2 separate regions of the Homo sapiens genome follow, and region 2 is linked to region 1. Evidence: chromatin loops called from intact Hi-C (ENCODE). Cell type or tissue: HepG2. All regions are shown on one strand. Links, peaks and the distances in the headings refer to the core of each region. The heading gives the core; the rest is flanking DNA.

What was found. A loop is a pair of places that touch in the nucleus more often than their neighbours do. Peaks named below come from ENCODE experiments on the same cell type or tissue, not always from the same donor. Only the 100,000 strongest peaks of a DNase experiment are listed, where the experiment ranks them.
Region 2: it touches region 1 in a loop (12-fold over the local background); 2 of 110 quality-filtered maps call a loop at or near these places.

The regions. Positions count from the first base shown.
Region 1 is chr10:115,791,057-115,807,984 of GRCh38, forward strand. All of the region lies in intron 27 of ATRNL1 (attractin like 1), which reads left to right. Among named protein-coding and RNA genes, the nearest start is that of SNORD158, 400 kb to the right of the region's middle. RefSeq lists an enhancer at 10,267-10,768. In HepG2, for the core only: a CTCF peak has its summit at 8,584 (motif pointing right); a DNase peak (open chromatin) is centred at 8,575.
Region 2 is chr10:116,117,621-116,125,620 of GRCh38, forward strand. GFRA1 (GDNF family receptor alpha 1) reads right to left here. Exons shown (of 11, transcript NM_005264.8): 6 at 7,601-7,937. Among named protein-coding and RNA genes, the nearest start is that of SNORD158, 73 kb to the right of the region's middle. In HepG2, for the core only: a CTCF peak has its summit at 3,275 (motif pointing left); no DNase peak of the experiment used is centred there.

The sequences.
Region 1 (16,928 bases), core at 4,642-12,641:
ATATTATACATGTTCCTGTCTCAGGACTTTTTAATATCCTTCTCTTTTTTGCTGAAAATCTTTTCTCCCCCAGGTCCACATAGCTTACTTCCTTACCTGCTTCAAGTCTTTACTCAAATGTCACCTTTTCAGTGAGGCCTTGCAGAGCCAGACCCTATAAAATTGTGCTTCCCCCTTCCTCATGCCAACATACTTCTAACCACCAACATTTCCTGCCTTATTTTTCTCCATAACATCCATCATAATCTTACCTATGCTTTTTCTCATTATTATTTGTGAAATATATCATGTGTACAGGAGAGTGTACAAAATACATATGCACAGTTTAGAACAAACACCTGGGTAAGCAAACACCTGTCTAATCACCACCCAGGTTAAGAAATAAGAAGCTCCCTGGGTGTTCGGAAAGGTAACCACTGTTTCAACTTTTATGATAGTCATTCCCATATGTTTTCTTATTATTTTATCAATTATGTATATTTGTGAATAATAATACAGACTTTAGTCATTTATTCTAGTTAAAACAACAGACTAAGATATCTGGCACTCTTTGTATATAGATGAGTTCCTAGACCTATTCCAGAATACTCCAAAACTTATTCTCAGCCCAAGCAACTTGACTCTTCCTTCACCAGCTCTCTTAACTCTGTCTATTTCACCCCCAACCTTCCATCTCTTTCCAACCTTTCTTCCCTAGTTTGGCATACCACTACTAGATGTTTAGATTCTTCTCCAATTCTCTTAACAGGACAGTCTTCACTTTTGATATGAGTCAGAATCAACTGACCAAGGTAATCAAATTTTAATGAAAATAGGTAATTTCTTTCATTCCTGAAACAAATTTAAATAGTTATAGAGTTTCTGCTATTTGTTACCTATTCTAGTAACAGAAAACCTCATGCTTATCTGGACAGCCAAACTTTTTGTTCTCTGGTACAATCCTCAGAGTGACTTTGCTTTGCTTACAGTTATCCCATGTACAATTTCCATTTAGATTTATTCCAAAGATTTCAGCAAGCATACTGCTTCACAGATGATCTCACTTTGTTTTGATAATGTGCTCAATCATTTCATATACAATCAAAATGAGTAATCAGAGGTTATGCAAATGAAACTTTATCATCATTGGGACTGCTGCCTATTTGCAAGTATCCTTCATCCTCATCTAGTTGAAGTTAGCTATTATTCTATTCTACAGAATTTTCAGTGGAACAATGTCCACCTTTCTTTTGTACGCTACAGAGTCCAGAGAACTGTACTCATTTTCTTTTTATGTTGTTAGAACTAGATGTATCATTCAGCTATAATCTGAGTTCTACAATAGCTGTAATCACTGTGTCACTGGCCCCTGAAATGAATTCTTAGATTGGGCAATCACTACACTATCAACATATATTGGGTGTAGCATCTAAATCTTCTGTTGAGAATATTGCCGTTTTACTTATCTAAAACAGTATGCAGTAAGTGTAGCAGTATATATCTAAATTAACTTCTTTTGTAGCATTTTATCAGTGTTCTGCCTTTTCTCTACATTGGCTGCATTTTACCAGAAACAAAAGTTGTGGAGCAGTAAATTATCCATAGATAGTCTAGAAGCTCTTTTGATAAAGGATATTCAAAATGTTATATGAAAAAAATATAAGTTTTTCTTTAGTTTTTTCATTTATTAGCTTCAGCATTTTTCATTTATTTCTTCATTCAAAGAACAGGTTTTTAACTGATAGCTAAAATTATTATATCCTCTGCTCAATACGGTTAAGTTCAAATAGGCAAAAATATACACAGAACTCTACTTCTAAAAATATAACTGAAATATCTATTTTCAGTTTGAAAAAAAAATCATTCTTTCTAGAGGGTACCTAGCTTCAGTGGCAGACTGATCCAGTTCTTTGAGAGACATGTTATTGCCAGATATTTAGAATAAGTAGTATTTGGAAGAATACAAATATACAAATGATTTTTTCCATATAAGTAGTAAAACTTTAAGGAGATGCTTTAAAGAAGAGGCTTAAACATTTTTTCATCACTACCACAAAATAATAATTTCACCATTTTTAAGGGTTCGGCACTGAACTGATTATGAAAAGAAAGTCTTGTTGCAAGACTTCAATGAAAATAAAATATAGTATTTTTAATAATTGTATGGTTAGTCATTATCTGTGCCCTACTGATTTTTGGTCATAAGGTTATATTTGAAGAAATGTCTTCTTTTATATATTCAACTTCAACTCAATCATGTAATAAACTTATCTGGCATGTGAAGAATTTTATGTAGTCTCTCATCATAGAAAATGATGGTAGGTTGCCCATCTGGCAAAGGTTGTAAGTTCAGATATGCTGATGATTATTATCTGTGTTAAAGCAGCCTCAACACTTTCCAAAATATATTCATATAATAGTAGCTCATTATCTATATTAAACCACAATAAAGTTAATATTAATACCATGGATTTTATAAAATAACTTTGAACGAAGCTGAAAGCTTCATTTAGTTTAATAATAACGATGCTTGAGGACCACTTTGGTTTTAATAAAAACATGGAAAGTAGCAGATGAGAAAGAACCATAAAGATGCCAGTCGAATAGCTGTAATACCAATTAGTTGGCAATTGATTCATTCATCAAATATTTATTGACTACCCACTATATTTATGTACCATCACACCTTGGACCAATAGAAACTGAATTAAGTTTTAAAACTACGATGAATAAGGGTGCAAATGAGGAATGACTGATTGATAATCCCAATGAGTGTGGGATTTTTCTTTGTGGTGGGTGATGAAAATGTTCTATAATTACATGACAACAATGGTTGCACAATTCTGTGATTATACTAAAAATCAATGAACTATGTGCATCCACTCTAAACATGTTGATTTTATGGTATGTGAATTAAATCTCAGTACAGCTACTTAGAAAAACAAAGCTTTATTGATGGAAGACAACAATGTCATAATGATATTGATCATAAAGTTATTGGCTCTCAGCCAGTGTTGAACAAGTAGACAAGTGTGCATCAAACGGTTTATGAGACAATCCTAAAGAAGTCGGACTATTTGGATTTGGGATTAACATTTGCTCTACTTTGCATGCACAAGAAAACTCAGGCCTTGTGACACAGTATGCATGCCTGTTTTTAAACAATCACAAATTTACAAAAAAGTATTTACAAGTATATATAAAGAATTTTTTTCCTCATACCATTTCAGAGTAATTTGCCACCTGACACCCTTTTATCTCCTAATACTTTGATGTATATCTCCTAAAAAAGGAACATTTTCCACATAACCACAATGTAGCCATCAAAATGGAGAAATTAACACTGATGTACGACTACCACCTAATCCTGACTCCATTCAAGTTACAGCAATTTTTCCATTTACAGCAAAATTATAGCAAAAGAATCTAGTTTAGAATCATGCGTTGCATTTAGTTTCCTCAGTATACAACAGTTTCACAGTCTTTCCTTGACTTTCATGGGCTTGATAATTTTGAATAATTATTTTATAATGGATTTTAGAATGTCCCTCAATTTGGATTTGTTCAGTGTTTCCTCATGATTACATCCAGGTAATGTAATCTTTAGTGGTGATATTCACTTCAGCAAAAGTGATTCTATATTCTTTTCATTGCATCCTATTGGGATGTGCACAATGTCATCTTGTGCATTGCTGATGATGTTTGCTTTAATCATTTGCATAAGGTAGTGTTTTCTTCAATATAAAATTATTATTTTCCTTTGTACAATTAATAAGTTCTTTATGGGAAACACTATTAAACTATGTAAACCTCCCATTCCTTATCAAACTTTCAATTTAATATTTCCTTATTTATATGACACCTTCCTATTTTATTCACTGAATAATAATCTGTTACTATCATTATTTTGATGCTCAAATTGTCCCAGATCTGAGAGGCCCCTTTAAGATGGCTTCTGTGTCCTTTTGAAAAGTCTCTATATTCTTTGAGCATTTCTTTACTTTCTGGCACAAGATATTCCAGTCTCATCTTGTACTTTCTATGCCTCAGTGATTTCTCCAGAAAGTCCTGGTTTCTTTTAGTGGAAAATGGTATTTAGAAGCCACAATCTGACATTAGGTGTGCTCATTGCTATTGAGGTATTGCTGCTTCCAGGCCTCTCTGTAGACAGAGCTGGAAAACATAGCTATGTATATATACATTTACATGTATATTTATTTCTCTGTCTATATACTGAACACCATGAGTTTATATAAATGGCTAAAATTCTGATCCAGAATCCAAGGTTCATTTATCTGTTCCCATATTTATAACTCCTTTACCTAATTAGGTGATGAACCCGGTTTCCATTATCCTTAATGTATTGAGTCAAAAATAAAGCCTCCTTTTATGTGACCAGTCTCCTGGTCTCAGCTTTCCTCCCATCCCCAGTGCAGATTCCAGTCTCCCATGTATTAGTCCGTTCTCACACTGCTATAAAGACATACCTGAGACTGCGTAATTTATAAAGAAAAGAAGTTTAATTGGCTCATGGTTCTGTGTGCTATACAGGCTTCTGCTTCTGGGGAGACCTCAGGAAACTTACAATCATGGTGGAAGGCTAAGGGGAAGCAAGTGCATCATTACATGGCTGGCAGGAGAGGGAGAGAGACAGCAAAAGAGGAGGTGCTAAATGCTTTGAAACAACCAGATCTCTTGCAAACTCTATCATGAGACAGCACTAGAGGGATGGTGCGAAGTGCTAAACCACTGGAAACCACCCCCATGATCCAATCACCTCCCACCAGGCCCCACCTTCAACACTCGGGATCACAATTCAACGTGAGATTTGGGTGGGGACACAGAGCCAAACCATATCATCCCCCATTCAATCTCCAAAACCCATGCTGGGCTGGCTTCTGCCCCACACGGATCCCTCCTTATCCTGCTAATGCCCTTGTGCTGAGTGCCAGATCACTCCCACATCTAGCTTCCCTCCTCACTCTGCCTGGGCACCTGAACTCCAAATCCCTGTGCAGAGTTGTCCCCTGAATGCACACACATCTCACCTCACTCAGGCTTTGGATCCCCACATGGGCCACAACATGCTGCACTCTGCTGGCTCTCAGACACTTCATGCCAGGCTGCCTCTCTGTGGAGATGCCGTCATCACCCTGCTTGGGACAGCTTTAAAACAGGCAACTGCCATATGCGGTTGCCTTTTCCACCCCACTCATGTTCTGATGCCACGTCTGCCCTCCTTCACATGTACCTCCTCACCCCAATGGGGCTCTGATGCGTGTTCTGGCACACCATGGTTTCCCCTTCCCACCTAATCTGGACACCTACCTTGCTCTGCTGCCCCTAATGGCTTTAGGACTAAATTGTTGAAACAGGTAAGCAAAAGGAAGCAAAAGGGAAGGGGAAGGGGAAAAGCTCATGCAATATTTTAACTTAACACATCTTTCTCACCCACTGGACTGAAGTTCATGGCCGAAGGAACCACATTTTTTCCATCTTTTTATTCTCAGTTCTTAACAAAGTATCTGATTCATAGAGGTAGGTAGCAGTGCAATAAATGCTTGTTAAATTAACCTCATTCAAGTGGAAAGCTGAGAACTTAAGCAATTCCAGTCTTTGGCTCTTATCAGTGATCTCAGTCAAACCCTTTGAGCATTATTTTCGAAAGGAAAGTAAATCATAAGCAGTTTGGCCAGTTGTCCTCCAAAGAGGATCTTTCTGAAAAAATGTAACAAAATGAAGCCTTTTCATGGGGGCTAACCCTTCTATATACAATTTGCTAACAATATAAATTAAATCTATTGATTTATTTTGAAATCATAAACTTAAAAAGAGCAATGTTCATTAGATGTAGAGCTTTTATTCTTAATTAGTATCAAAAATCATTGATCAGAATTATGCCTTCTTTCTTCCATTTTCATAATATAGGCAAGTGAATTAGTTTCCATATAGTTTCAACCTTATAGCTCCTCCAAGAAATGTAATAAACAAAAAGATAATTAAATGATATTTGGACTGAAGCATTACATAGGAATAACAAACATAAAGGCTTTATTCTAAAATATAGGGACCTTGACTTTTAGTTCCTGTTAATGGCAGGAACAAGCTTTTATTTGTGTCTTTTCTGGGAAGTTTGTTCATTTATTCAAAATGTAGTTATTAGACAACTCAGGCCAGCAACATAATTTGTGGGGCCCAGTACAAAATGAAAATGCAGGGCCTCTTGTTCAAAAAGTAGGAAAAATAGGCCTTTAAAAGTCCTAAAATATGACACCTTTTCCTTTCTTCCGTGGTCTCTCTCCTGGCCTTTCGAATAGTGTTTTTTAATTTGCAATTTAATTTTACACTCAGGCACTGGGATACTCACCAAGCAGGTATCAACTTTTATAGGCACCTGAAGGCTCACCTGGGGCAGAAGGAAGGGCTGGGGTGCAGGCATCCACAGCCCACCAACTGCAAGGCTTCTTCTGCCAATTTTTGGACTGACACTGGGGATATTAGAATGAACAAAACAGACAAAAAGTCCCTGCATCATGGAATGTACATGTCAGCAGAAGACTCAGTTAAAAAAAAAATTGTATGTGTGCACGTGTGTGTAGTATCTGTTAGGTAGTGATAAACCCTTTGACAATCAATAAACAAAGCAGGAAAGTGGGGTTTGGAGTACTCAGTGTAGTGGATAGAAATGGGCTCCAATTTGAAGTAGGTTAGGAAAGCCTTCACTAAGAAGATGACATTCAAGCAAAGATCTGGGAGAAGTACAGGAGCCAGCCATAGGGCTATCTGGGCTGAGATGTTGCAGGCAGTGGCAGGAGCAAATGCAAATTCTTCTCAGTCAATGTTGCAAATACTTCAGTGAGACAGTCTAATTTTCTCAGAGACCTTTTTTTTTCTTTTTTTGAGACGGAGTCTCGCTCTGTTGCCCAGGCTGCAGTGCAGTGGCACGATCTCCGCTCACTGCAAGCTCTGCCTCCCGGGTTCACGCCATTCTCCTGCCTCAGCCTCCTGAGTAGCTGGGTCTACAGGCACCTGCCACCACGCCCGGCTAATTTTTTGTATTTTTCGTAGAGACGGGGTTTCACCGTGTTAGCCAGGATGGTCTCGATCTCCTGACCTTGTGATCCGCCCACCTCGGCCTCCCCAAGTGCTGGGATTACAGGCAGGAGCCACCGCGCCCAGCCTCTCAGAGACTTCTTTTTACTCCACACCCCACCTACCTTTCCCCACATCACTAATCTTGTTTCTGGAATTTGTTCCACCTTCTCTTTTCCAAATTTAGTTAGCCTAGGTGAGATTCCTGCTCTCTCACCTGTTACAGGAGGCTTCTAACTTCCTGCCTCAAAGCTCTCTGCTCCCCATACCACTGCCTGTTGCCCTCAGCACTGCTGGAGCTCAAGTCTCAAACATAACTGACTGTGTGTTCTTACTCAGAAGACCCATTGTGTGGCTTTCATGCACCATACCAAAATGCAGAAGTATGGGACCCTATGTTATGTTCAGAAATGCCATAAAATGATCTGCCCCATATGCTGACTAAACTGGTTTTGTCCTGTTACAGACCATCACCTGCTCATCTACACCTCCATGCCTTTGCTCATCCTGGAGGATATTTGTTCAGTCTCAGAACTTGAGGGCTAACTTTTCATTCCAATTTCAACTCCAATGGAGTTCTTCTTGAAATGTTTCTTGATCTCTCCAATTAGAATAAACTACTTACTTGGTTTCAGTTTTACTTAAATATCTCTCTGTCCACCAAGTAATGAGGTTGCTTTTTTTTTCTTTTTTTTCTTTTTTCTTTTTTTTTTTTTTGAGTCGGAGCCTCGCTCTGTTGACCAAGCTGGAGTGCAGTGGCGCGATCTCAGCTCACCACAACCTCCGCTTCCTGGGCTCAAGTGATTCTCCTGCCTCAGCCTCCCCAGTAGCTGGGACGACAGGCACGTGCCACCATGCCTGGCTAATTTTTTAATTTTTAGCAGAGATGGGATTTCACTATGTTGGCCGGGCTGGTCTTGAACTCCTGACCTCGTGTTCCGCCCACCTCAGCCTTCCAAAGTACTGGGATTACAGGCGTGAGACACCAGTAATAAGCTTTCTTTACGTCGGAGATCCTGTCTTATTTATCTTTACATTTATAATACCTGTCTCTTTGCTTTGCACACAATATGGACTTAATACATGCTTGTTGAATTTAACGTTATTAATGCAACTCATATTATTAATTGTAATGGTAGTAAATTCTACAATAACACACCTGGCAATAATGCAAATTAGAATAGCTTGAATTGAAACATGGAATGATTGGAAAGCAGCTTTTTCTCCTCTACCTGATTCCTTTTCTCAGGAAGGAGAAGGGAACATAGAGGCCTCTCCCTCATGGGGATGCTGGACAGGGAAAAATCAGACAATCCTATTTCAGGAAACAGAGAGGTGGGGGTTAGTTCCCAGTATTCTCCCAGCCCATTCTCTCTGGATCAGGCCAACAAAACATTCACCAATTAACGAAGAGATTCCTGGAATCACAGTTGCTCTCCCAGAAGTCCCAGCCAGGCCCCAGAATTCTGCCCATCAATTTTTATGTTAGAGCAGTCACCACTAGGTGGTGCCGAACTTCAGCCCAGGGTAGGTGAAATTTGCATCAAATAGACTCAGAACTTCCAGATGTCCAGTTGCACAGGCTCACCTTGGCCATTTAGCTAATCTCATAATAACACAACCCTACATTTTACACAGCTGAATTTCTGGGGCACTACTTATTGCATTATGGCAGTTTTGTTGTATCATTTTCTAAAAATCTTTCAATATCAGATACTCTGCCAGCCACTTTACAGGCTTTATCTCTAATGCTCACAGTAACCTGTATGGTAATGGGTACTGATACTTTTCTTCTTTTAGTAAAGAATCTGAGCTGGGCATGGTGGCTCGCACCTATAATCCCAGCACTTTGGGAGGCCGAGGCGGGTGGATCACCCGAGGTCAGGAGTTCAAGACCAGCCTGACCAACATGGAGAAACCCTGTCTCTACTAAAAATACAAAATTAGCTGGACGTGGTGGTGCGTGCCTGTAATCCCATCTACTCAGGAAGCTGAGGCAGGAGAATCGCTTGAACCCCACGAGATGGAGGTTGAAGTTGCCAAGATGGCTCCATTGCACTCCAGACTGGGCAACAAGAGCAAAACTCCATCTCAAAAAAAAAAAAAAGAAGAAGAATCTGATGCTAAGAAAAGAAATGTCTCTTGCCCAAGAGCTGTGCCTTGTACAGCTAAGTGACAGGTGACAGACCTAAGAATTACATTCAAGCCTGTCTCACTCTAATGCCATACTTGTCATATTTCTGCTATACTTCAATTTAATGATCAAAGAAAGGAAGGAAAGAGACAGTGGAGAAGAAAAGTAGGGAAAGAAACAGAAAGAGAAGGGGAGAAAGATATGTTTGACAGAAAAGTAAATGAAGTATGTTACCATCTGTTTTTTTCAACCCCAGAGGTCTGATTCCCCCGCAGGAAAGAGTTGCTTCTAGCCTGTCCTTTATCTCTGCACCTGCCCTGCTTATCTCCTGCACCAGAGGCTCCTACCATGACCATTAATGGACTGAGTTTTTGTGTCCCTACGAAATGCATAGCTTGAAGCCCTAACCCCCAATGTGATGGTATTAAGAAGTGGGGCTTCAGGAAGGTAATTAGGTTTAGATGAGGTCATGAGGGTGAGTTTTCTCTCTCTCTTTCTGTCATGTGAGGACACAGCAAGAAGGCAGCCATCTGCAAGCCAGGAGGAGAGTCATCACCAGAACCTAGCCACACAGGTTCCCTGATCTAGGACTTCCCAGCCTCCGGAACTACAAGAAATAAATGTCTGTTGGTTAAGCCACCCCAGTCTATGACACTGTGTTGTAGCAGTCAGAGCAGGTGAAAACTGTAACTTGTTATTCTCTAAGGAAAATACAGGTCTTCTTCTCAGGCCTGTCTTCAGAAACAGGTTCACATCCCCATCTTCCAGTCATTGAACTAAATGGAAAAGTTTTTGTCTTCCTAGTCATTGTCTGCACCTAAACACAGGCTTGCCCATCTGTAGTCCTAGTCTGTTCCTTTTCTTTGGTGAGGATAACCCTTCCTGTCTTGCTTTAACACCCTGTATTTTCCGTTCATTAGTGACTCAGACCTCTGATAATGGTATACTAGTTAACCCCCTGTCTCGTCTGACTTTAAATGATTGCCTGTTTTGACCTTGAGGAAATATGAGTCCACTAGGAACTACAATCTTTATGGCCACTTGAAAATCTTTATTCCACTTAAGGTGGAATAGGGTACCTTGCCACAGAGGAAACAAGTAAGGAGAGAAAGAGAGTAAAGATCAGTGAGAGGAAGAGAAAACTAAAACTACTAGTATAAAAAGTTCTGAAATTTCAGCAAATTATTTTGCTTCCAACTGTACTTAACCATTCTGCCCTTTATTTGCAATAAAAATATTGGGGTATTATTATCTTTGAAATGCAGATTATGTGGTTAACCATTGTTCACTTTCTAAACCCTGTAAGTATTTAACTTGTGGATGGGGAATATTGTTTGGGACTGTATTGGTTGCAAACCAAAATGATCTACACTCACACAGCTTAGTGTCAACATTAACATGACTTTACTTTTTAGCTGTCTTTGTTAACATGACTTTACTGTCCTACTGTCTTCATCAACATGATTTTACTATTCCAAGAAACTCTTGCCTTGGAAGATAAAAATAGCAAATGATTTTCTTGTCCCTTTCAGAAACTTTTTGAAAATTCATTTAAAGGAATATTAAATAATTCAACTTTCACAGTTAGCATCAGATGAATGTTTATGCTCCAAAATTCATTGTGAAACCTTCAGCTTGTGTGTCTTCCAAACTTAAATTATTATGTAGTGTCTTAACCAATGTTAAGACATTAGTGTCAGCATTACTGACACACAATCAAATGCTCCCCTATGGAAAAACTTGCCTTAAAAAAAAAAGAAACACACACACACACACACACACACAAAACAAAAAAAAACAGAATTTCTACCTTCCGCCCCCCACCACCACACACACACACCTAAATTCTCTTAAATATCCCGACTTTGCCTTCCTCCTCCCAGAGACTACTAAGGCCATGTCAAGGAAGCTGTCTCCCCTATGGTGGTAAACAATGAACTCAGCTCTGTCATATGACAGGCTATAAAAAGCTGATTTTGTTGATATTCTGGGAAAGCTACCATTCAGCAGGCAAGTGATTGAAGCCATTTCCTCTCAAACTTATGAAAGTAAACTAAAGGTCTGATTCTGCCCAGGGAGGAAGTTTCTCCACTCTATCATATAGAATCCATATGTCCATCATACTTTTATTTGAAAAGAAGGGATGCTAACTCTCAGAAGCATGTCATAGTAAGCACAGAAGTGGAAAAAAAGAATTGATCATTTTTGTGAGGGAAAACTTAATGAAAAAATTACAAAATCATTATAAATACAATTCATTTGAAGTTATGTTTTGAGATTACATTATTTTCTCTCTGGCATTTAGACACCTAAAATTCACTTTAAAATATGTTGGTGAACAAATCTCATTCTCCAGAAGTACATTTTTAAAATGGCAATATTTCATAATAACAGTATAAAATGAAAATAATTGACTATCTCTTGCCTTGTGGGACTTGGCTTTTAGTCTAAATAGATATGAAACAAAATGACATTCATCTATATGAGACGTTTGTTAACTTAAAAGAAATTAAGTCAGAAGCCTATAAGGCTAATCCATAAATCAGCAAATCAGATAAATTAGTAAAACTTTTCCAGAATATTATCCAGGGGCTCCTTACTCCTTTGCAATTTGTTACCTGTTTTACATGTCCTTTTAGGAAGGGTTCATTTCCCATTGACAGGCAAAAAGAATATATGAAATTAGAATTTTCAACAGCTTGCAACATTTGTGTCATTTTTGATTTAACAATTTTAGAAGACTTGTTCCAAAATTACACCTGAATTTCATTTTCTTTGTAGTTTTCTAAAATGCTGCTACTATCAGGACATAATAAAAGCCACACAGCCAGTACTAGAAATGCTGTCATGTAACCACTAAGACCACACTAAAAGGCAAAATGCTGCAGCTGAAAGTATTTTTAATGACTTGAAATTGCTTGGAATGCTTTCTAGAAGTAAAAGGGTGCAGATTTATTTACCTAGTATACTTACCTAAATTAATTTGGCAAGATTATTTTGGTTCAAATCCTCATTCAATAAAATTTATGTTAATATTTTTAAGTGGTTTTTTTCCTGAAGGATATAATATATTGCATTAACACAAATTTACAACAGTCATGAAAGTAAAAGGTAAATTAAGCCATTTCTGAAATATGAATAAGGACTACATTTTTAAATAGACTACATTTATGATTTTATGTGACCTTGCAGATAAACATCACTATGTAAACTGTTAATGAGAACAAATAGAATCACATTCTATTTTTAGTTTTTCCTGATGTATAGTTTCCATTAGAGATATGGAGGAAACTTTATTCTTGCATAATTTTTGTTTTAGAAGTTTGGGTTTTTTTGTGTTTTTTTTTTAACATTTTAAGCAAATGGGCTTTTTATATATCTTTTTGATTCGGTACATTCCTTACTACAGAATGAATCCTAGTGAAATTCTCACTATAGGCCATTTTTCCATGTTTTTTTCTTTTATGGAAATTTTAACCATGGTTACTAACATATAAATAAACTCTTTTAACTGCAAAGTCAGAATGGGTATACTTTGTTATGAACATATTAACTTATTCCAGTTTCATGTCTTGTGTTTTTCTGCACTCATTAACATCTCCTTGGTACTTGGGATCATGGCCTGGCCAATACGCATAAAGATGACGAGATATCTATGGACTACAGTACATCTGTTTAATAATTAGTAATTGTTATGCATTGTAAATGAACGATTTTGACTCATACCACTGACATTTAATTAGTTTTTACTATATTCCAGGTACATATGAGAATGTCACATAATTATCTTCTTTAATTTTTACAGTAACTGTTATCATTACTTCAGAAAGGAACAAAACTCCATTTAGAGAGGTTAAATAGAAGGTCCAAAACATGTAGCAAGTAAAAAGTATCCAGAACTTAGATCCAGGTTTGTATACTACTCCCTAATTGGGGCTCTTAACTACTTTGATGCATTGCCTTTTAAACTTACTTTCTTGATTATCTATTTGACTAACATCTCCCCAGGACACACAAAATACTTGAATTCATGCTATTATGGCCTGAATGTTTGTGTCCCTTTACAGTGTATATGTTGAAATCCTAACCCTCAATGTGATGGCATTAGGAATCAGGGCCTCTGGGAGGTGGTTAGGTCATGAGGTTGGGGCCCTCATAAATGGCATTAGTGCCCTTACTAATAGAGACAGAGACCTGGCTCCTGCTCTTTGCTCTTTGCCACGTGAGGGTACAATGAGAAGACAGCCATGTGCAAAGTAGGATGAGTGCCCTTGCAAGACACTGAACCTACTGGTGCCTTGATCTTGGTCTCTTCAGCCTCTAAAACTGTGAAAAATAAACGTTTGTTGTTTAAGCCGCCCAGTTTATGCTAAATTGTTATGATAGCCTGAACTGACGGAGACACATGCGTACCACAAACAACAAAGGCTCAAGGATCCTTAAAATAAAAACCAAGACTTTCAGTGGGTTGTAACATCACGTAGTGGAGGTAGGTTTCCTCTCCTCTATACCTCTCCCAAGTAGGAAACATATTAAGATCACAGGGGAGTTAATTGGAACTATTATTTCATATGTAAAGAATGTATTCTTTATAACTTCTTGGGAATATATCTTAATTTCTTTTAAAGAAGATTAGTCTAAGTTATAGTTTAGTCTATAGTTTTGTAGGTTAGTCTAACAACATTTTCGTTAAGTCTAAAGAATAATTTGCAAACTATGTGTATGTGCTACATTTGTGTATTGAGTGGGTGAAGATCGAGTTCAGCACAGCATGCCTCTTAGGTAAATATGTAAAATTCTAGGAGTTATTTTTCAAGGGGTACAATTCTACACCCAAACATTCCCCTCCTAATTCTACCTCCTAATCGTAGAAGAAGCAGCCCCTTGGTTATTTAGCCCAAGAATCCAATGTGACTTATCTGTAATCCTATTAGTCCATTCTATTCCCTTGATATTGGGAAGTTTTGCCTGTCCCAAAAGAGGCCATTCGGAGGTTATTCTTGGATGATTCACTCACTTGTGAAAGCAAATTGTGTTGGCTTCAAGATGCTGCATTTTTTTGTAAACAATGCCATGACTTTTACATTTCTTTACATCTTGGAGCTACCCACTTCTGCAGGTCCATTCTCTCTCTGTCACCATTTAAAATTATGTAAGGTAAGTTTTCATAAACCCGTAAAATAATGGTTACATAAATTGGAACTTCCTACCACTCATATCTTAGTTGTATTAAATCAAACATTTACTACTATTTCCATCTGTTTCACTCCATGACAGCATCACCTACTTGACTCTGTTATACTAAGAGTTCAGTGAGAAGAGCATCAGGGAGCTTAGTTCTATGTAGTATCACAGAACCAAAAAGCACCTTAAACTTGTCAGGGTTCTGTTTCTTCAGCTGTAGAAGAAACCAGGGTTAGGGTTGGGGGTTATGGGGAAGATAATACAAGTACAGGTAGGCAGCCTGTGTGACTAAAAGTTGTATCTGGTATGTTTGTCACTTAGGGACTTTTATGGACCTAGATTCTAAAAATCATCCCAATAATAACCTTAAATCATGTCAGAAAACTCTACAATGGAATAGATTTTTGCATTCAGAAATTACGTGCATTTTCCCCAGCATGGTATCCACTTACCTAACACTTTATGCTACATAAAACGATAAATTATCTAGTGTGATCTAAAGCCATCAGAAACATTTAAAAGTTTTATAGTACAGTATTTTAAAGTTTACTAACCATTATATAAAATTAATAAGATAGTTTATACAGTCTCTTGCTTTATTGATTGTGGGTAATAACCTGTAGATGGGAATATAGTGGAATAATGTGCCTAACTGCCTTTAAAAGAACTTACTTAAACTTCAGTAATTTATTTCTGTGTTTCTTGGATTCCTTTTACTTCTGAAGTCTTAGTGAGGAACGGTCAGATATTGAGTTGCTGTATTCACTAAATATTTTGTGGAGAATTTCTTTAAGGAAAGATGTGGATTTTAATGCATAAATTTTTTAGACAGACTATTGAAGTTGAAATTTCATTTCAAGAGGCAGTCAGCTTTGTTTAACTCTATATTTTTAGTATCCAAAGTTACTGAGCCAGACTTTGCTTTAATTAATTACTATAGGATGTGAGGCAGTTCCAGTGCTGCTTTTTCTATTAACTTGCAATTTCCTGTAGGAAATTAATAAAATGAAAGAGGGGGTGGCCGGCAAGAATAAATATATGCTACAGTTGCAAGTCACTAAAATTCATCAGAATAAATTAAACTGCACAGGTTTCCTTTTTTTATAATTCTATAAAGCTTCTCAATTCTTAAGGCAAATTTGACAAAGAAACAGGGCCATCTAAAAATGATCAACTTTCATATAATATACATTAATTAATTGATTAGAATATGAAATTTGTCAGATCAGTGTTGTTTAATGGTTAAGAAGGTAAATTCTAGAAACAGACTGCCTGAGTTTAAAATCTGGCTCTGCCATTACTAGCATGAGACTTTGAACAATTTACTTAACCTGCTGTACCTCTTTATGTTTAAGATGCAAATTATAATAACACTTATAGGGTTCGTATGAGGATTAAATTAGTTAATATGCATAGTACCTGGTATATACAAAGTACTACACAGGCATTAACAGCAATTAGCATCTGTTTTTTCATCAGTATTAACATTTAAGAAAAATCATCTTACTTTAGCTATCCCTTTCTGCAACCTCTGGAGTCAAATCTTAAGGTGACAAATTTAAGTTTTTAAAATATTTGCAAATTTTGCTTTGTTTTTCTGAGTCCTTTTTAAGTGAGTTACCAGGAACTCCAATGAATGCATGTCGTTGTACTCAGGTACTTTTTTTTTTTTTTTTCTTTGAGATGGAGTCTCGCTCTGTTGCCCAGGCTGGAGTGCAGTGGTGTAGTGGCATGATCTCAGCTCACTGCAAACTCTGCCTTCTGGGTTCAAGTGATTCTCATACCTCAGCCTCCCGAGTAGCTGGGATTACAAGCGTGTGTCACCACACCTGGCTAATTTTTGTAATTGTAGCAGAGACGGATCTTCATCATGTTGGCCAGGCTGTTCTCAAACTCCTGGCCTCAAGCAGTCCATCTGCCTCAGCCCCTAAAGTGCTGGGATTATAGGTGTGAGCAATTTCACTTGGCCTACTCAATATACTTTTAAGTGAATACTATGGGTACCAAATTCAAGTGTCTGATAATTTTACCCCATGAGTAAAAGGATTTCTCTTGCTGAGATTTCAGAAATTGTTGAGAAAATATTTGGAAGAATGTTAGCAATTGACCAGGATATAAAAAGAAACACAGAAATTACTCGCATTTAGATCTGCACCTCAACCACATTGAAAGGGTGGCAGGATTTTCAGAATGTGGTTGCCTTTTCATTGTCATGCTTATGTTCATTCTACAATCAATATGTATTGCCACTGAAATAAAGATATAATACAAGATAGAATTAAGGCCTACTGCTTTGACTCTATTGTTTATCTAGTTAATAGCGTTAACAAATTTTAGTTCTAGCTTCCTTTGAACTGCATGTAAATGCTGCCTAGTCAATGACATACCTGAAATAGCTTCTTGTTCTTTATTATGTGTTTATGTGCTCATCTGAGCGTGTCTTGTTACTAGGACTGCCTTATAAAAGTCGGTTTTAATTTCCCGAGTTAATTAAAGGTTTCTCTTACAATTACAGCCTCCCTAGTTTTCAGGGGTTTGT
Region 2 (8,000 bases), core at 1-8,000, 320 kb after region 1:
ATAAATGGATGAGTGGATGGATTAATGGATGGATAGATGGTGGGATGGGGGATGGAAGTAGAGATAGATTGATGGAGAGAGGAACAAAGGTATGAATAGATGGATGATGGACAGATGGATGAATGGAAAACTGAATGGATAAATGGAAGGAGAGAGAAATGGGCGGAGAAACAGATGGACGGATATACTTCCTATGTACTAAATTGTGTCCCTCTGAGTTCTCCTCTGTTCTCTGAGTGATTGACACCAATGACCATCTCCCTTTTCTTCCTAAGACTCTGTTCCCCTTTGGCTTTTCAAGGCCCTTTGCTGGGTTCTCCAACTCTCCAACTTCTAAGTCCTCTTCAGACACCTCCACCACACACCTGGTGCTCCCGAGATTCAGCCTTTGGTCCATTTCTCTTCTCACCCACTTTCTCTAGAGGAACAAATCTTACCAAGCATCTTTAACAACAACCTCTATGTGAATGATTGTAACCCCACCCCTATATCCCAGCCCCTTCTCTGAGATTTAGTCATGTTTTAAATGTATTCATTCAGTAAAGATTTAGTCAGTACCCTCCATGGTGTCCAGTGGGTCTCCCAAATTCCTGTCCTGTTCTTGTGGGACTCTGCGCTCATCGCTTCTCATGGGTCAACTGCAAGAGCTTCCTAACTTGATCGCAGCCACTATCTCTACCACTCCAACTCTGCCTCCATGTTGCTCCCACCTGGGAGCTCTCTGATGCTCTCCTAAACCTTTGATGGATAAAATCCAGCACCCCTCTGACACAGGAGGCCCCAATATCTTGCCTTTCTATGGCACCGAGTTTTCTTCCTCTGACGCCATGACAGTCCCCAAGGCCCCTTCTTCCCACCTCAACCACTGTGTCCCCTCCAAACTAAGCTCCCCTTCTTCTGCTTCACTTCCCTGCTCCTTGTCCACCAAGGCCTGATCTGAACATGGCTCCTGAGACCCTCTGCTGTGACACTGCTTCCCCAAAGAAATACAGGCTCTCTGTTTGGGCCTCCTAGGTGGATTCCATTCCATTCCTTTTCCATCCGCATTCACACTCGAAGACGATAAAAGATGGTCTGGTGCCATGAGTCCATCTGTCCACAATGATCAACACAATATGCAAATGCAAAGACAAGGAGTCCCTGCTTTTTTCTCTCTCTGAGCCAAGAGTGGAAAAAGTGATTGGTAGGACTTGGGCAGGTGAAGAAAGACGTGCTGAGGAAAACGAGGCAGAGACCCTGAGCTTGGGCAGATGCAGGGAGGGGACCAGCTGGAGAGAGGGAGAACAGGGAGTAAAACTAGACAGGGACAGGCTCCAGCAGGGGCAGACAAATGGCTTCACACCCACCTCTGCCAACAGAGAGATAATGAATGAGAGAGAAGGCAGGTCATAGCTGGGCAGGTCATAGCTGGCTCCTGCCTGGTCCAGGGCTCAGGTTACCTCTGAGAGCCCGAGCTGATAGAGCTCTGCTGCTGCTGAGTGGAGCTGAAGGGCCACACATGCACATCAGGAGGTGGCGCAGGCAGAAGGGGCACTCTGGAAGAGCCAGCAGGAAGGTGCCCCTCCCCATGGGATGGAGTCAAAGAACACCAGGGTGGGCAGCAGCAGATGTCAGAGAACCTGCTTGCCCTTCTCTCAGGGTCTTGATGAATCTGCTGTAGGCACATAGGAGTCCAGCGGCCCCCAGAGCAGACAGGGTAGCAGGCAGCTCGTGCAGGTGGGGCATATTAAAAACGAGCCATTCAGCACTCCGAATGCATTGCTAAAGACACCCATGTAATCATTTGAAATGAAAACTGCTCAAATGAACTGGAAAATGTTTTACTTGTATTTTCTCATATTCTAGAAACTTTCTTTCCATGGTTCAAAAGTTTGCATTGTCTAATTGCTGATTTCCATTTGTGAATGAATCAGCGTAAAATAAAATTAAGTGCCAAATTAATCTACCCATCTAGTTTTAGGCATTAATTATCCTCTGAGCCATTTTCTCCTGCGCTTGCTGCATGTCAAGGCAAGCCCGGATATAGTGATGTGGGATCCAGTTTTTGACTCAGGAATTTAAGCCCAAACAGTAGAGGATGTCCTTGATCTCTAAGATCCACAGTTTATTGTGTGAAGGGGGTCTCATTCCAGGCAAACGAAACACATTTCTCACCTTTTAAAGGTGCACTAACACTGTCAGACCAAATAAATTATGGGAGCAGAAATTCGCTGCATGGTTTTATGACACGTTCCCCAGTTGCCTGATCGACCAACTAACAACATTACATTTCCTCTAAGTGTCACGGGGTCACCCCCAGTGTGGCAAATGTGGGGCTGACAAGGGCAGAATTTTGGAAATTGCATGTGCTGTTCTCCTGGAGCTGTGCCAAGGGAGGCCTTCTTGGTTCTGCTAAAAATCCCCCAGGCCTCCAAGATACAATGATAGGGTCCTTGATCCCTGGGGAATGGTAGAACCATATATGGTGATTTCATCAAAGCCACCACTCTTGGAGACTACGGGGACAGAGAGTTGGACACCAGGAAGAACAAGTGTATCATATCTCCAGCAGGGTCAAGAGAACCTTGGGGACTGAGGACATAGAGCCGCTGACCAATTTCCTTTTGAGGTTCAGCATTATCAGAATCTTTCTAAAAGGAGTGAGATACCCTTGACCCAGCACTGTTGGCAAAGAGGAATGCAAATGTAACATTCAATTTCCAACTCTTGGGAGGCTGAGGCAGGAGGATCACTCCAGGCCAGGAGCCCAAGAGCGGCCTGGGCAACATAGCAAGACCCTGTCTCTAAAAATAATTAATTAATTAATTAAAAGAAATTAGCCAGGCATGGTAGCATGCACCTGTAGTCCCAGCTACATGGGAGGCTGAGATGAGGGGATCGCTAGAGCCCAGGAGTTAGAGGCTACAGAGAGCCTCAACTGCAACACTGCACTCCAGCCTAGGTAACAGAATGAGACTCTGTCTCTAAAAAATAATAATTAAATAAAAGAAAAAAGAGAAGCATTCAATTCTACCTAGTAACATACTGCCAGAAAACGTAGAGCGTGGACTACTGGTGTTCAAGGTGGAGGGCTGGCCCTGATTGGAACCCCTTAGGATGTAGCTCCCCAGAGCAAAATGTCATGCTTTGGAAACAATGGCTGCATAGGTGAGTATAAACTAGGTGTTGTCACTCAGCCACCCAAGGATGCAGCAGCTCTGCTGCACGTGCTGAATGCCCCAGAAGGGCAAGGCCACTAAACCACCAAGCACACCCTGAGTTTTTTCTCAACAGCGACCCCATGTGGCAGCAGCTAAAGCTACCGGCAAGCGGGCGGCTTCGCAGGCTTGGGGGTCCCTCTTTGCTTGGCACTGGAAGCAGAAGGCGTTTTGGAGTCTACCTCTGTGGTTCTTCGATGGAAACATGAGGGAGCATGCCCAAGGGGAAGGTGCTGGACCGCCTGGTAATGAAGAATAGCTGAGGTACCTGAGCTGTTAATTAAAACAGTAAAGAGAGAGGAACATATTTGTGGCACCTGAGCCAGCGCTCAGACAGGAGGGAAAGTATAAGTTTAAATTACACAGATTTGCATCAGGCACAAAAGGTTATGCTTCCATTCGGCCCAAACCAGTCCTGACATCCTTCCAGGCACTAAGAAAAGCAACCAGAGGAAACCTGGCAGGGGAGGCACTGCTTCGGGGGAAGACTGTGAGGCTTTGAAATTCCATCACACCCTTCTAATAATACCTCTGCATTTGCTTTTCTGTAGACAAGCTTGGAGGCCCAAACAGTCAGGCTCTGACTCTCCCCAACTACCTCAAGGGGAAAGGAATCTGTCAGCTTCCCTAAAATGGAAAAGGAAAAAGGAAAACAAAGTCAAACGGAAAAGCTAATGTTGCTTCCCATCTGTTTGAAGGCATGAGGCGGAAGAGAGACAGGTTCTGTGCAGAGGCACTGTCGGACCCTGGGGAAGGAAACCTGTAGGCCCTGAGTTGGAAAATATTAAATTCAGGGAGCTTTTAATGAGCTTGAACAGCTCTTTGATGGTTGCTGATGTTAAGATGGAAATGGAGCATTTGAAAGTGTGAGCTTTCGAAGAATATGGTTTTTAGGAAGCAAGTTTCCCTCTTGCCATCCCTTCCCTTTGGGGCTATTCAAATGAGACCTCAAGTCATCACATCAGTGGTGAGGTTAGGGTTATAGCAACTGTAATGTGAGACCCAAAGAACCTCCAGCTCCAGCTAGTACCAGCTGCTACTCTGGGTAGAACAACAACGGCCTCACAGAGATGGATTGAGAAGGGATGGGATAAAAGGCATAAAATTAAAGACAAGAGTAATAAAATCTGATGGAAGCAAACACTGCTAGCCAACCTAGCAGCTCAAATTATATTTAGCACCTCTGAGAGGGAGGGGGTAATCATGAGTAATAAATCCAGGCTCTGGAAAGAAATTATGGGCTAAATCACTTGACAATGGGTAACACCAGGGAAGTCACGGATTCACCTTCCCAGGAAAGGCTCAAGACAGTGTATAAAACCCATCAATCACACTGAGACAAATTTCACTGGGTAGGGCCCCAGGACAGTCTAGATCTGGATTCCTAAACAGCCTCTGAGCTTCTCCCAGAGCCAGAAACGTGGCAGCAGCACAGACACGCCACTAGTCCCACCATCCAGCCCAGGGATCCTTCACCCCACTGCATGGTGGCTGCTGTCCACTCCAGGAAGATCGGGCAAAGTCAATACATAGACAAGGGCTGTCTGCTTCCTGTTGTACATTTCTGTGCCGTCAGCTGAGTCCACTCCCTGCTATCAGGGATGTCACAAACAGTTCCTGAAACTTGTTCCTTCCTCAGCCTGAGGCCCTAGACATCACCTAAACCATCCTGTTATCTGCAGGTTCCTCCCATCGCCTCCCCCAGAGCCCTCTAAGTTCTCAACTCCCAGCTATTCTCACTACAGCTTAGCAGGAAAGCAATTTGATCTAATGAATTCTCACCAACCCTCAAAGGATACTCTCTTTTTAGAAGAACAAGCCAGAGAATGCAAATTATCTGCTCAATATGGGCTTTCTCAATATGTGTGGGGGAGGTCTCAGACCTTCTCTGGCCATCTTGTGTAAGATAAACCTGGGAGAACAGGAAGGAAAGGCTCCATCACCACCACCTCTCCCACCTCCCAGCCATCGTTCAATAGATGGAAGACTCATCCACAGCTCCATTTCTACCCCATACAGCTTCCCATCTTGAGGCAGGAACAAAAGCCCAGGTCTCCTGGCTTGGACCCATCAGTGGACAAGATCACATCTTATTATAGAGACAGGGAGGAGCTGTCTGGCATTAAGCCAAGTAAGACCCTAGAAATCCAGTCCTACTCCCAGAATGGGGATCCCTTCTGCTTAGAGACTACAGGGGGCCAGGAATTGGAGTTTCACATCCAGAGATCTTCAGGATCTCTGCTCCATCCCATCGCTGGACCCCGAGCAAAGCTCCCTACAGCTTCTTGGCTGCATTCATTTTATTCATCTTCAGCAGAGGGTGCTTCGACACCCTAATTGATTGGCTTCCCCAGGTTCCTGGCTTGCTGAGGCTCTGCCTCTTTCTCAGGACCCTTCTGGCACACCCATCCCTGCTCCTAGCCCACAGCTAAGAGGGCCTCAATGAAACAGGGGCTTGGAAGTGAGGAAGGGTCCTTGTATTGCATTGCTGGAACACCTGTTTCTTCCCAAGATGCAAACTCAGTTCATAAGACGCTTGGTCATCCGAGTCCTTCCTCATACAGCAGGTCACTTGCTTCCAACTTTTTTTAGAAAGGAGGAGAAACATTACTCCCAAAAAGTCTTCAGCATGAGAGGGTTATACAGATGACAAGGACTTACAGTTTTCTTTGGTCATTATTACAGCTGGTTTAAGGAAAGAGTGGGTTCCCATTCTACCAGAATAAAACTTAAGTTGAACAGAAACTCAGAATCTTCAACATCACAGACATTATTTTTTCTGCTCTTGGCTTTTTAGAAACGGGGAACCAATAGGAAACAAGTACATGGTCATAAACCCATCTGCTTGTCCACTGGCTTAGCATATATTGAGGGCTTCTACCTGGGGACAAAGTACAGCTGTTTTTCAATATGATACCCCAAATCTACCTGCTTCGATCAGCAATTGAATTCAACACTAAGTTCTGGGAAGGACACACATGAAATGGTTAACAGTGACTGCCTGAAGCTTGGGGGTGAATGGGAGCAGAGTGAAGGGTAACTTTATCTTTTCACTCTACCTACGTCTATATTGCTGTTTGTGGTTTATGTTTGTTGGTTTGTTTGTTTTGAGACAGGGTCTCACTCACCCAGGCTGTAGGTCAGTGGCATGATCTCTGCTCACTGCAACCTTCACTTCCCAGGTTCAAGCAATTCTCCTGCCTCAGCCTCCTGAGTAGCTGGGACCAAAGGCATGCACTACCACGCCTGGCTATTGTTTGTATTTTTAGTAGAGGCAGGGTTTCACCATGTTGGCCAGGCAGGTCTCGAACTCCCGACCTCAAGCGATCTGCCTGCCTCAGCCTCCCAAAGCGTTGGGATTACAGGTGTGAGCCACCGCGCCAGGCCTGTGGTTTTTCTTTTCTTCTTCTTCTTCTTCTTTTTTTTTTTAAGACAGATTTTCACTCTTGTCGCCCAGGCTGGAGTGCAGTGGTGCCATCTCGCCTCACTGCAACCTCCACCTCCCAGGTTCAAGCGATTCTCCTGTCTCAGCCTCCTAAGTAGCTGGGATTACAGGCGCCTGCCACCATGCCCGGCTAATTTTTTGTATTTTTACTAGAGATGGGGTTTTGCCATGTTGGCCAGGCTGGTCTCAAACTCCTGACCTCAGGTGATCCACCCGCCTCAGCCTCCCAAAATGCTGAGATTTCAGGCGTGAGCCACCACACCCGGCCAGTTTTTTCTTTTTTAAACACAGAAAATGTATTCATGGACTCCTTCAGATATCAAAGTAAATTCAGAAATGGCCAAAAAGCAAAAAGAAGTGAATGCTTTCAACAACATCATCCAGGCTCAGCAGGTTTCTGGTGGAGGCTGAGATCTGGGAGATGAGCTAAGTGGGAAGGTGACCTCTTCACAGCGACAGAACAGTCCAGAACAGACCCAGGCATTCAAAGTTCTCCCCAAGGCTGGACACTGCTCAGTCCCTCTCACTGGTCTCTTCCAAGTTTCTGCCCCTGAAGGTCAAAAGCCTCCAAAGCTCCAGCCAGCTCCTCTCGACTTAATCACTGGCAGCCCTCAGGACTTGAGCAGCAGGTGTGTGCCTTAAGGTCACCTCACCCCAGGTGACCCTCTCACCTGAGAGGTATCCAGGAAAGGCAGTGGTATTTTACCTCATTCCAGCATCCCTCAAAGCATTCTCAGGTTAAAGATGGGAACTTTCCCCAGCAGGGAGGCCTGAATAGCTTCTGAAGAACCCCGTGGCAGACACAGAGGTCAGATTTTTGCCAATCCATTCAAATGGACTGGGCTCCCCTCCCTCCTCTACCTTGGTAGAAGCACAGAAAAGGGAGCTTGGCAGCCGAAGCAGCCGCCAAGACTTTCCCTGTCACCTCATTAATCACCAGCTGCCAGTGCCCACTTACCTGCAGATGTAATTCGTCTTGCAGGAGTCCTGCAAATTCAAACAGTTGGGCTTCTCCCTCTCTTCATAGGAGCACACAGGCACGATGGTCTGTCGCCTCCGCTCTGTGCAGGCGATGTCCCGGCAGGAGCAGAAGAGCATTCCGTAGCTGTGCTTGGCCGGGACCTTGTCAAAGAACTGCCGGAGGGCCTTGTGGCACTTGCGGCGGTTGCAGACATCGTTGGACACGCTGGTGGTGCACGGGGTGATGTACGCCGACCTGTACTTCTTGCAAATGTCGTCGAGGTTGCAGGCCTTCGCTGCATCCAGGCAGTTGTTCCCTTTGGGAATGTGCTCCACTGCAAATGCAGAGAAAGACAGGCATGGTCACAGTGCTCGGCTCTGTGTTCTCACCTACTCTG